Regions from separate parts of the Homo sapiens genome. Here region 1 is linked to region 2. A link is a contact called in ENCODE Hi-C data. All regions are on one chromosome and are shown on one strand. Each heading gives the region's core, a stretch centred on a gene start or an enhancer-like site at or near the end of the contact. The rest is flanking DNA. Distances are from core to core; before and after follow the strand shown.

Region 1 (7,267 bases), core at 3,637-6,136, 87 kb after region 2:
ATAACGCTAGCAGCCTCTGTTGTCCAACACCAGGGAGATAATTCTTCTGTTCTTATCCAGCATGGTGCCAAGCTCTACGGGAACAAAATGGAAGAAGGAGGAGGCAGAAAACGAAGCCCTCAGGTCCCTTAGGTTCAGGAATGCACATAATTAATGCCTTCCTTGACCCTTAGGAAAGCCAGAGCGCTAAGCATTGGGAATATTTTACATTAACAAAACCATATTTGTTTAACCAGTATCCTGTCCTTTTTTATTGCCACATCCTGGGGAATTTTTGAATTTATTCAAAAAATGTCCTGCAATGTTAGTACTGAATCTAATGGCTGGGCTGCATTGCTTCCTGTTACTCTCCATCTGGCCGTTTGTACTAACACAACACTTAGGGGAATACTTTCTATGTAGATGTCAATGCCCTGGCACAAAGGAGAGACTTGAGACACTGGACATAACTTTGTAAAAACTATCTCGAAGAATTAGAATATTGAAACATGAGACATCTGACTGGAAATACATACTGGATGTCACAAAATTAATTAGCTTATTTAAAATAATGATATTGCCCTTTTTCTTTTGTTTTGCAGTTTATAAAAATGTCACCTAATTATTACTAAATGTTAGATTAATATAGTTAGTTTAAAATGTGGGTTTTTCATCGTTAGACCTGAAGTGTTAAGCAACATAAATGAAGTGGTTGACTTTGTGACACTTACTTCTGATAAAGAAGGCAAATATCTCTCCTAACTTTTTTGCTTTATGAGTAGAAACAAGAGCACCAGATTTAAGGCTTCAAGGATTTCAGATAATTGCAAGTTGAGACATATAATATAGAAATACTATGTCAGAAATCCATGTAAAAGAATGGAGCCACATCAATTAGCAAGCAATAAAATACTTTTAAACATAAGCAGGCAGATTTGGAAAAGAACCAATGAGAACTTTCAGAAAAGGAAAATACAATTGGTCAAACAAGCAAAATCAGTGGGTGGTTTAAACAGCAGATTTGACATGACTATAGAGAGAATTAGTGAATTGTTGAAAAAGGACAAAGAGATATAAAAAAGTTACTATGGTGGATGCCCAGGGCTTAGTCTTACTAGAACCCCTCTGAGTAACTGTTGAATGTGCATTGAAATAATTTCTCAAAGGACTATAGGCAGGAAGCTTTACCCACTGGTTTTCATTCTCCATTATTTAAAAGTCACTTTCCAGTGTTAACCCCCCTGTGTCTCTAGGCTGTGCAGAGAGAATCTAGAGCTTTGAGCTTGAGGTGGGTGCCAATGGCCTGCAGGGAGCTGTCCATGGGTCCGATGGGCCAAAGGATTATGGCGTGGGAAGTCAGCCTGATGCAGACTGAAGAAGAATCACCGGAAACAATAAAAGTTAATGATACAGGTGCCTTGGCTGCATCTCAGGCTTAGAGACTCAGAATCTTTGTAAAGGTGACTTAGGAATCCACATTTTTAAAAAGCAAACCTCCAGTGTGTTTTATCATATTCACTAAAGTTTGAGAAATGTCCTGATGTCCTTTATCTGCAGTACACAGAATTTAAAATTGAAGTATTTCTTCTCAATTTTAGCTTGCCTCAAAATATTGCTATAGTGATAGCCTTGGGGAAAAATACCATATTACTATTTATTTTGACCAAAAGAAAAAAATAAGAAGAGCTTTTATGACTTCAGGACCTGAGTTCCAGTAAGAATTTCTAATTATGCTCCTTCCCCACCTTAATCCTTTTGGATTGCAATAGGATGGGAAACAAGTAAGTTGGAAAGTGTTACATTATTATTTTAAAATAGGGAAAATGTCCTCACATTTACTTTGACTTTTCTGATCCACTTTACCATTTACACACTTATATTTATATCCAGTGTCGTAACATCCTATACCAACCTCAATATTTCAGAAAACGTGAAACTACCTAGAATTATTTATTTTTTGGTAAAAACTTTCAATCAAATGTAACAGCTTCTTCTCTACCTGCTTTCTCTGCAGGCAACTGGTTTTAGTGATTCCTTTCTTCTTCTGCCACTTTGTCAGAATACCCTGGGGTGTTCAGCCTCTTAGCTCATGGAAACCTCATCTCTTCTACCCAAAGACAATTGAACCTAGAGATATATGACATAAGAGAAACCAAGCATTGCTCCCATCAAATGTATTATATACACTGTTTACACACAGGGGCCTTTTCTAGCTTACTAAATCCTACCTCAATTGCCTTGTTTCCATTGCTCTGAGACAAGAAATAAAGACAAACTGATGTGGTATTTCATGTCTCAATCCAGACATAGCTTGAAAGAGGTTCTCTGTATATGCCCACCTATGGCTCCTTACCTGTGGGTGAGTCCCTACATCCTTCCACAGGACCCAATGTCCTCTTTAATTGAACCTCTGCCAATTTCCTCTTGTGTTCTATAGCCCTTGTCTTTTGATGACCTTCCTTTGGATTCAGTGTTTGTGGTGAAAACTTCCAGTTTAAAATCTTGTTAGTACAGAAAATGTTACAATGATTAATGATGTCTTCTTAAAAAAAAAGATAACTTCTCAAATGCCTTCCAAAGAGGTACTTTCTTTATGAAAAAGAACATTTTATCTCTGAATTATTTTAATTATGTTCTGCTGACAGAAAACATTATGCAGGAGGCCATCATTCCAGAGGGCTCCTCACAGTGGATGTTTGTATAAACACAGTTATACCTTTCCTCTTCCTTTCTTCCCTCTTCCCTCCCCTCGCTCCTCCCATCTTTCCCTCTTTCTTTTCCTCCATTCATTCTTTCTTCTCCCTGTATGTTTCCTTTTTCTTTCTTTCACTCTTTCTCTTTTACCTTTTTCTTTTTTTTTTTTTTTTTGGCATTTCTTTTACTTTTGAGAACTCTCTGCTAAGGGCTAACTCAGGTAAAATATTAATAGATGTCAAGATGTTTGAAAAAACCAAGTTGGTAATTATAGGGGAAAGGTATGCAGCATAACACAGGGCAATGACACTGTGCCAAGCTAAGAATAAGGCTAGCAAACTATAGATGACGTGTGCATAGTGGGAGCTGTACTAAGTAAACCTAGCAGCGGTTAGAACAGGGAAATCTTCAGTAGTCTTTATATTTTGACTTCAAAGCAGCAATTTGGCTACTTAAATACTGCAAAAGATGGGATTTAGAAAGCTATAAAGGATAAATAATGTAGATAAATAAAAGGTAAATGATGTAGATACATCTCAATGTAGATAAATCTTGTGGCTTCTTTTATACCATAGATCTGTAGGCTGACCATATGTCCTGGCTCATGCAGGATGGCTCTTGTTTACACTTGTCTTAATTCAATAATAGTGGCTCCTTTTATTCACAGCAGTGTTCTAGTTTGGATGGTAAGGTATACGTTCACATAATATATCAGCAAAATGTTTCTGATAGGTATTTTTGAGTCATTTGAGAGTTTTGGGCAGTCTTGGGCTCATGCTTCCTTAACCTGTACATTTGTAGGTTGAAAAAAAGGATTTCAGGAATCTAATTATGCTTGAGGCTCTGCTTACATAGCATACAGCTGAAACAATGTCTCTCGATACACTGTAAAGTAATAGCCTACACACTGTAAGCTGACAGACCAGAATAACTGTTGGAAACCTCTGGATGCAGGGGTAGTTTTGTCTAAGAAAAGCTATAGTGTTCTGTGAAAAGTGTCTGGATGAAGTCATGGACAAAATAAGGTAATGAGTGGTGATTGCACAAACCAGATTCCTTGCCCTGATAAATAGAGAGAAAAAGTAATTTCGCATCATCAAACTCCAGCTGAACTTGCCAATATATAAACGTAGAAAATCAGCCGCCATTGTTAACCAAACTTATCCAAATGTGAAAGGGAGCAGGGAAAAGAGAAATTCAAGTAATTCAACAGTTCTGAGATCTATGAATAATAGGAATTAGAGAAATGGAAAAATTTAGCACAGTGTTAGGATAAGTGATTCATGCCTCCAGAGTTCACATGCAGTATTATCATCATAAAAGAAATATGTGTAATTTTTATTAAAAAATAAAAGTATCTTATAAGCTTCAGAAAGAGAAATTTTAAGAAAAGGGATTTTCAGAAATTCAATCTTCATGGTTGTAAGAAAAATTAAAAGTTAGGGTCATGACCCACTTAAATGTTCAAAGTCATATTTGGTAAGTTCTTGTGTCAAAGAGTGCTTTCAGTCATCATTATGGAACGTGAGAACCTGGCAAGCTGCAGCCGAGAACATTGTCTTCTGTGTCATAGTAAAGATGTTCAGTTTTAGACCCTGAGCTAACATTCAGCTCAGAAGTCTCTCAGTGAGAGTTGGGAAAGAAAGAAAAACATTCTGAGAAGCTTAATGTCAGGCAGTATTATTTGTTATATTTTTAAGAATCTGTGTGTGTGTACGACTATTTCTTTTCCCTGCTAAACACTGTACTCAACTGTGAGTAGCAATGAGAAATTTTGTGTTATCATCATAGTTGATACAGAAAATTTAGTAACTACCATTAAGGGTATCAGAGGTAACTGCATCTGTCACTTACATGGATTTGGTAGCAATACTAGGAGAAAGAGACGGGTTCATTTTCACTTTACCAACTGATGTGGCAGTGTTCAATATAATCTTCTTTGATATATTCACCAGGAATCTTTGTCAACTGTATGAATGTGGTCCCTGACTCATTCTTGTTTGGAAAGGGGCTAAACAGCTAACATAATAATGTCAAAATTTGAACTATTTTTAAACCCCAGGACTGACTAAATATTACTCAGTCAAAAAAGAAATTTGTTTGAATTATTTGGCTTGGTATTTTAGACCATGAGTAATGTCGCAGCCTATTTCAAAATCTGCCTCTTGACATTGGCTATGCAGACCTATAAAGCCATAAAGGCTAAATCTTTCTTAATTGGACAAGCAACAGTGCCCTGCCCCCAAGCCAACACACTTAATGAAAAATGACTGGGATCATTTTTTGCAAGTATGGTAAAATAAATCTGGATCAAACAAAATGTTCTGACTCTTTATTTTACTTAAGAATATTTGATGTTCTGCTCCACTGAAATAGTAGAAGGAAAATGAATTAGGAATTTCTAAAAAGCTATCTGAAAAAATTTACAACATTTTCTGCCATGAGTGTTACATCTTTGTTGGCAGACAGTGAACTCTCCAGATCATTGCTCTTGATTAGCAATTTGTAGAGCTAAATCTGGGATTATGATGTAAAAACCACCAGATAAAGAAGAAAATGTGAAAACAGGTTTCTCTGTAACAGCTAAAGAATGCCACAAATTAATTCTTTTTAAACACAAGCATGCTTCCACAAGAGTGTTTTCACTTGATTCTAGAAGGTGTTTTAGCACAGTGCAGCTCAAAGTGTGGCCTATGGCCTGGTGCTGGTGTACAAACTGTCACCATTCTGAGACAAGATAAGCAAAAAAATGAGCCTAAGAAACTTTTACAGCCATTTAAATAACTGAGAGTAATTTTTCCATCTGTTGAATCTACTAAATAAATGATGTTTTATTATATTTTTAATTTTTTCCAGAAATTTCATTTTTATATATTTTATATAAGTGAAAAGAAAATTTAAATACTGTCATTTCAGCATATGTAGCTTGAGAAACATTGTTCTAGAACTCAAAAATTACTTCTTGTTGGTTTTCCAAACAAAACAAAAAAGTCAAAAAAGATGCCCAGTGACATCCCAATACCTTTGGAGATCATGACTCATTTAGTTGAAAATGAACATCGAAGTCAGTAAGCTTAGCAGTATTTATAACTTATCCACGCGTTACTTTTTTAACAGAAACAACTGAAATGCAAAGGTATTAAGAGTGTATTTTGACAGATCTATAGTTGATAATCTCACATACATGAAACTCGTTAAAAATTTAAGGCCATGGAGTCTACAGAGCAGAAAGAATAAAGAGTAACTCGGTTAAAACTAAAGTTAGGGACTCTAATTCCAGCTTCATCCAGAGGACTTTCTTTCAGTGTTCATCTAGACAAGACTTACATTTCCTATCCCCTTGTGGTGTAGCTAGGCCTGTTAACCAGCATCAGATCCAAACAGGAAGGGCAAATGGACTTGTCCCACACTGGATCTCTGCCTGTAAAGTACCTCTCTTGAGAGTCCCGCAGGATGTGGCTAACGACAATGAGCTCACAGAGGTGAATCAGTAGGTCTCCCTCCATCATCCTAAGGAGGAACAACCCTGTTCAACAAGCTGCACCAAGTTAAATTCAAAAGTGATTTGTTTTCTCAAATTTTTCAATGAAAAGAAAACAGATAAACACTTTTCCGTTTTAAGCTTTCCATTTACCATTATTTAAAAGCTCTCAGTGTCTTCTTTCTCTCTGAATCTGCCTTCCAGCAGTAATTATGAAATAAATTGACAGACAATCCTTTTTTCCTTTAAATGTGATTTCTTAAAAATGTGTACTAAAAATGTTAAGATGAAGAGATACATATTACATGGAGCTACATTTTTTTTTTGCAAGAAAACTGTCTTCTTAGAACATAAAAAGGAATAAGTTGCTTTATGCTAATGATCAACATGGCATCAAGGTATTATGCACCTGAATACATTTTGAGGCTGATTGGCTGAGATCAATGCATGACAAATTCTTTCTATTCTGGGCAGATGGTCCATCTTATAAATGCAATCTACAGCTATTCACTTCAGCGCCTGGGGTTGTAAGGGAATTTTATTACCTCCTAGAATAATGTTCTTATGCAGAGCTACCTCTTCATAGCTAGGTAATTAATTGGATTTGTCCATTCATCCATCATTAAATATTTATATCATCTATGTGCCAGGTGGCCAGTGGTCACTAGGCTAATTAAACCTAGTGTGGTTAATAAAAAACCAAGATCCCAGATCTCATGTAGGTAACAGTTTAATGGGAGAGGCAGACAATGAATAAAAAGATAAATACTTAATTATAAATTGTGCAAAGTGTTAAGCAGGAAACATGAGTAGGATGCAGTGATAGAAAAGTCATGAGGCGCTCTCTGTCTTCATCTGTCCCTAAGTCCTGGCCTAGAGATGGTGTCCGTTTATCTCTTTTCAGTTCATGGCTCAATAGTTCTATGAAAACCTCTTCACAATCGATCCTCATGACTCTATGGGACACTTATTTTAAAAAATCTCATTTGTAGACCTCACGTTGGACTAACTGAATCAGAATCTCTGGGCATGAGGCTACAAAAATTAGCTGGGCATGGTGGCACACACCTGTAATCCCAGCTACTCAGGAGGCTGAGGCAGGAGAATCGCTGG
Region 2 (6,558 bases), core at 3,287-5,786:
TTTATGATGACATAAGGCTGGATAATTTCCTGTATATATCAAATAGTGACAGAGTACAAGTACAAGAAGGATGGCTTAAAAGATTTCTCGTCACTGATTACAGGTGATTTATGGGAGAGAATGTTTCAACTATATTGCATTAAGGAGATAATGACATTCAAAAATAGTCCAAGCAATGAAGAAGGCTTGCGGGTTCAGATGGGTAAGGGGTCACCCTCACACCTGGATCCTAGCATCTATAAATATTGAGTGATGGCTTTTGTAACTAAAGCCTGGGAACCTCTGTATGAGTGATTTTAAATTCAGCTCAGGAAATCACCTTCCAAATCAATGGATGTGGTTCTTGGGGTCTCCAGATACATTCCACAAAGTTTCCATTTTTCAATTGGCTTTAAAAGAAAATTATGCTTGTCCTCCCTCAACCCCAATCTGAGCAAATTTACACCTTTACCTTCCTCTCAAAAAGGGAAAATTATTTGAAAGAAATTTTTTTTAAAATAAAATATCTGCCCAAGGTATTGTTAGCTCAAAGTAGCCGCCCTAATTCTTCAATCCTCTCATGGTTTATAAATTAGAGAAAACACAGCACTAAAAGTGGCCGAGATGGAAACAGTGATTATTTGTTCTTGTAGAAACCATTCATCTAAATTCTTTAACACTAATCCAGATAGACGGCTTTTAAAAAAGACCTCTAATTACTTTCCCGTTAATTATTTACATTCACCAAGTGTTTTGTGATTGTTCCTTAGTGAGTAGCCTCCTGAGGTATGTCACGGTATTAACTATTGATTTACAAATCTGGCAAAGGTGCATTATAGCTGGCTTGCCTACTCTACCCTTGGCTTAGGCCATTCCTCCCCAAGATAGATCTTCATCGCCAGTGACTTATCATTATCAATAGTGCCAAAAATGGAAGAATAATATAATAACTTATCTTTCTATGGTACCTTCCATCTAAAAATTATTGGTGTTAATCATAGATATGTGATATATGTATATATATTTTTTGTTTGTTTGTTTGTTTGTTTGTTTTTTGTTGTTTTTTTTTTTTTTTGAGGCTGAGTCTCACTCTGTTGCCCAGGCTGGAGTGCAGTGGTGCAATCTTGTCTCACTGCAAGCTCCGCCTCCCGGGTTCTCACCATTCTCCTGCCTCAGCCTCCCAAGTAGCTGGGACTGCAGGCACCCGCCACCACGGCTGGCTAATTTTTTGTATTTTTAGTAGAGATGAGGTTTCACCATGTTAGCCAGGATGGTCTCAATCTCCTGACCTCGTGATCTGCCTGCCTTGGCCTCCAAAAGTGCTGGGATTACAGGCATGAGCCACCGCGCTGGGCCAAAATTTATATTTCTAAGAGATCATTTAGCATAATGCAACCAAATGCTTTGTCATCACTTGCCAAGGTAAGTCAACTACAGGTTACCTGTATTCCTAGTTGTTACACTCAAAGCAGACACCACTAATCCACATTGGAATTGTCCCTCTGGTCCCATATCTAATTATAATGCTTCTTAACACAGTGCTCCAAGCAATTTCCTCCAATTGACTGTTTTTTATCTCCAGGGCCAATTCATATTTATCATCTACTATCCACAATTAAAATACCTTAGTGAGAGTAAGCCTATTACCTCTCAGGACAGCTCATTCCATAATTAACTCTGACTGTGAGAAGAGTTATTTTTAAATACTCAGTAATAGAGCCTATTCAGTTCCAAAATTTCTCCCTCTTACTTATCCTTTTATGTACGTTTTTCTTATCTACTCTGTATGTTTTAGCTCTTTTTTATCTTGTACCCTGATGGTGTCGATTCCAATCATGCTGGAAACAAAATATAATACAGCTGCTCATGTTTTATATGTTCTGTTTTATTTGCAAATCATTCAAGTTTTAAAAATAAGCAATTTCTGTTGTGGGTTTGGTGGCAGCATTGAGGAACATCCAAGCAGGAAAACAAAGACTCTCAAAACTGTTCTTAGAACTATTGGCAGGAGATCACCATAAGAGTCCCAAAAGATGAAGAATTAGAAAATAATTCAGAGTTGAAATTGGAGTTGCATTTTGAAAGGCCAGGAAGGATTTTTCTAGACGGAATAAGGGAAGCACAGTTCAAGGAGAGAGATGGGACGAGGATGTTGTGGCTGGCTGTAAAAGATCTTCTAGTTCAGTTCTCCAACTTAAGCTGGAGGAGTCATGAAGCCACAGGTTGCGAGGCTCCATTCCAGTGTCTGATTCCATAAATTTTAGGTGAAACTTCAGAACTTATGTTTCTAACAAGTTTCCACGCAACACTGATGCTATTGGTCCAGGGACCACACTTTGCGAATCACTGTTCTAGCCTTAGCACACTCCTGCGTCCCTGCCTGCAATTCCAATAGGCTACGCCTTCTTGTCTGCCTGGCTTGCTTTCTTAGCAGTGAGCATGGAGTGGGCTCAGGATGAACATATGGTTCTCATTAAACCTTGAATCTTTGTCAGCCCCACAAGGTTATCTATGTCAGCCTGGCAAATGTGCACTTACAGTGGGCCCAATTGACAATTGTCAGGAGTAAGGCTGCAGGGGTGGAGGGAGAAAGTGGAGCTAGTATAAGAGGTGGTGAGGAGATTGCAGAGGGCAGCATGGGGGCAGGGTGGAAGGAGCTTCCTTTCCAAAGCTCCGTGGTGGGGTCTAGAGCCATTCTCAGCAGTCACTGAGATTGGGGGCACTGAGTTTGCAAGAACACATAGTACAGTGGCCTCATAAAAGTTATCATCACCATTGCTGGGTAAAGTGATTGCTGCAACTTCTTTTCTCCTTCCCTTGAAGAATTGCACTTTTTATTTATGTAACTGATCACCTTAACAGCCATTCAACCCAAAATTCTTTTATGTTTCTTTCTATATATCCCAAGCCATCCTCCTGGTTTCAATTCTCATTGTACCTATCCTTTAATGAGATTCCAGATTAATTAATCCTAATATTTTAACTCTATAAATGATCCCTGTTTTGTCAACACTAATGCAATGAAAAATATTTTTCTTTGTATTGAGACCATTCTGTGTAATTAGCTTGGCCTCATGAGTCAGTCTATTTGCAAATTTGCAAATCCGCAGGATTGACTTCACTCTTTACAAGCTTCCTATCATGCATACAGCTCTAGAATTTCATTTCGCTCAAGCAGTTCTTTCCTTTCTCCTAATCTTGTCCTCAATTCAAAGATCACAGAACACTGATAAAGAAGATGATGCCAGATCTGTCAAAGAGAGGGAGATTAAAGAGAGGAGAGAGCTACAGAGAGATGTGATGTGGGAAAGAGGTGGTGGGCTGAAGTAGCTGCTCACTATGTTGTTACATTTGCTTTGGGGACACTTGTTATGGACACACTTGGCAAATTCCTAATGGGCAACCTTTGCAATCCCTTATTCTTGCTGTGTTTTTCCTAGAAGGAAAATTTGGGGGACATGTCAATTCATTTTACCAGGGAACTTGAGAAGCCCCATGCTCTTTCATTGACGGTTTGGACGCTGAGGCTGTCTTGTGCATCCAGGTGGCATTTGTCCTCTTAGTACAGCTTGATGGGCTTTCCTTTGAGGACCTCAATGTCACTTCCTTATCACCTCCAAGGCTTTTTCTATCCAGAGTTCACATGAGCACGTACTGTTAAAAATCTACTCCTCTTCTTTGATGGTGCCCACATACCCAAGCAGAAGGATCATGTATCTATCAGCCAAGAGGGCAGACCACCACAAGGGAGTTGGAGAGAAGAGGAAACATTCTTGAAATGTTGCAGAAACATTATCTACAACCAATTTTTTAAAATAAACAATTGATTTCATTTGTGGCTCAACAGATCATATTTGTTTCTATTCCCATGCCCTCATAGTTATTTCTGTACTTCTCAATAATTACCCCAATCTAAACTAGTTTTATCACATGACAACTTTTACAACCTATGAGATTGTATAGGTACTTATTGATTCCACCAGATTTTCTTCCCTTTCCCAAGTATTAAAATGATGTTAGGTACATGTTTTTATTTAAAGTTAAGGTGGGTTTTCATTGGTTTTGCTCTAAGCATTTAAACCATCCCTTAAATGAGTTGGGGACACTCTGAGGGTATTTCAAAGCCCCAATCAAGACATGCTAATCAGAGTGGCTCAGTTTCTGAAGCGCGCCCTTTTATTCCCTTTGCCTGGCTAATTACAAATGGATCCTAAGTACACTGTGGGTCAAAAAAATTAGAAAAGGCCAAAGACACAAGTGAACTCTGACAAGAAGGCTCTATGTTTTCACTTCTCTTAGTCACTGGGCCTTTGTGGTTGGGAACAGCTGTTGCAGAGAAGAAAACAGGACATCTTGAGCCTCAGGGGAAACACCAACTGGAATATGTTAATCTTTTTTGCCTAAAATCCAAGCAGCTTATCTTTTCTGAAGGTTCTCCTGGCTAATGAAAAGTATGCTTAATATTGCAAATTTTGCTTTGCAAGGCCTTTTGTCTAGTGTCATTTTCTATTTGTGAATTTTCCTTTTGTTCCCTTCACCAACCCTCCTACCAAGCGAACCCAGCACATGTTTGGCTTCCAGTCAGTTCTTCTTTGAGTCTAAAAGTCTTGGCATTTCTGTCTTAGTTTTGGCCATAGGAAAGAGCATTTTTCAATAATGCTGCTGAAATGCTGCTTTCTCTACTCCAGAGCTTTATCTGGCAAAAGGATTTACTGGGACTAGACCCAAAGAAAACAGAAAAAGAAAAAGGGAAAATGGCTCTGGAAGGCAAGATGCCAGCTTATTCGCTCTTGAGATTTTGCAACTTCCCACTACTCTTTCCATAACCTCAGTCCTTTACCCTAGGGTGTCTTTGCATTTCTTATGAGTAGAGCTGGTCCCCCCAGCACTAGGCCATGGAAACTCCCTTTAACTGTGCTTTCCTTACATGCCAAACATTTGGAACTGAGGCAACCCTCATGACAGGCAGAAGCAGTCAACTTAGTGCTGAGTCCAGCAAGATGATCAGCTTTGACCAAGACCCCTACAGAAATTGGACATCCCAGGGTTATGTATAGCATTATATGAGGCTACGTTTCCACCTTATTTGTCTCTAGTGTACTTCAAACATTCTTTGTTTTGTGTCCTGTCTCATGAATCATTCCCTCTTCCTTTATGCCAATTTTTACTCCATGTATGTGAGCTGCTCTCTCAGACCTGCTTCTGCTTTCCAGTGTTTTTGATTGCTTGTCATGGGCAGTGTTGAAAAGAGAGCAGGTGGTGGAGGTGAAGTGTTGTAGTGGAAGTGGAAGCTTCTTGCAATTTTTCTGAGAAAGCCTAGGCTTTCTATTGCATGTGGATGAGCTGAGAACTCTCTACCACCTTTTTCTTCCTTTTTGTCTTTGGGCTCCAGCGAATAACCCACTGCAATCTCCACTTCTGCACCTGAGCTATTACTTCTAGCTGGTTGTTCCCTGCTCCCCACACACCACTATCAACTGTCATACAGGCTGAAGTATGCAAAGGACCATTTGAGGTTTCCTAAAGTATTTAGTTAACAGTTCATTAGCAAAAGAGAAAGGAGGTAACAACAACATGTGTGCTGAAATTTCAACTGGTATCATCTCATAATCAAATTAGTCTTAATGGATGTAGCCAGCTGGGCCTTGATTTCATTTTCAGAGAAGTACTTTAATATTTTCCTCCACAATTTCTAGATAAATAGATTTTTACCACAATAGATGGATAACACGCATTGTTCTTCCCCATTCCAAAATGTTATATTTTAATACTTACTTGAAAACTATTTCTATAAATAGCTCAATATATTTCTAATCATTTACATAGTAATTGTATTCTCAGAAATCTTGCTTGTTGGCCAGACAAGGAACAAAAAGCCTGTGAATATTACTATGAATATTCCTCAAAGTATAGATTTGTCTATACTCCTTATTAATATCTGATGAGTTTGAAGTTGTATATTTCCTCTCTAAGCCAGTTGTTTAAAAGAATTATACATGTTTAAAAAAATCCAAGTGATTGGAATTTGAAAGTTTAAGCATTTGTTATAAATTTCCAGTTTTCTCACATTTTAATTAAATAATAAAGCCTATAACTTTATGTCTTGAGCAACTTATTGGAATTATCTTTCTAGTCTGGTACATGAATTACATGTGTAAATATCCTATAAATTGTTGAAATGGATGTTTATTCATGATTCTAGGACACAAATGTGAAAATATTTCCACTAAATATTTGATATTAATGGTAGAATTGACTCTTCTATGTCCTTGTTTATCGTCTTCTTGAGATATTAGGTTAAGAGTAATATTATACAGATTCTCACTTCTAATACGTCAGTCAATAAATCATTGCATTTGCAGCTTATATTTATTTAAATCTGACATTTTCTAATTATTGCCTCAATTTTTTTAATTGGTAGGTATTTTCCACAGTTTTAGGCTTACAAAAAAAAAGTCCAATGGAAAGTACAAAGAGTTATCATATACACCTGTCCCCAAATTTCCCCTATTCTTTGCATCTTTCAAATAGTTCATTTGTTTTGTGGACATTACACCTTTTGGAATTGTCCCACAATTC

What was found. Hi-C counts contacts between places; a loop is a spot of excess contacts on that map. Pooled maps may share reads with other maps.
Region 1: a loop to region 2 is called in a map of ascending aorta, with 4 times the contacts of the local background. The contact joins two enhancer-like sites. A Hi-C loop is called at or near these places in 5 of 168 maps with a recorded cell type or tissue (aorta, ascending aorta, chondrocyte and 1 more) and 6 of 50 pooled maps.

Annotation. Positions count from the first base shown.
Region 1 is chr2:107,408,470-107,415,736 of GRCh38, forward strand. The region is part of intron 3 of LINC01885 (long intergenic non-protein coding RNA 1885); the gene reads right to left. Among named protein-coding and RNA genes, the nearest start is that of LINC01789, 47 kb to the left of the region's middle. Within about 2 kb of position 4,887, at least 2 of the 41 ENCODE cell types and tissues checked have a DNase peak (open chromatin) inside an H3K27ac peak, as active enhancers do; they include ascending aorta, where a contact is called at or near this core.
Region 2 is chr2:107,321,880-107,328,437 of GRCh38, forward strand. The region is part of intron 1 of LINC01789 (long intergenic non-protein coding RNA 1789); the gene reads right to left. Among named protein-coding and RNA genes, the nearest start is that of LINC01789, 40 kb to the right of the region's middle. Within about 2 kb of position 4,537, at least 4 of the 41 ENCODE cell types and tissues checked have a DNase peak (open chromatin) inside an H3K27ac peak, as active enhancers do; they include ascending aorta, where a contact is called at or near this core.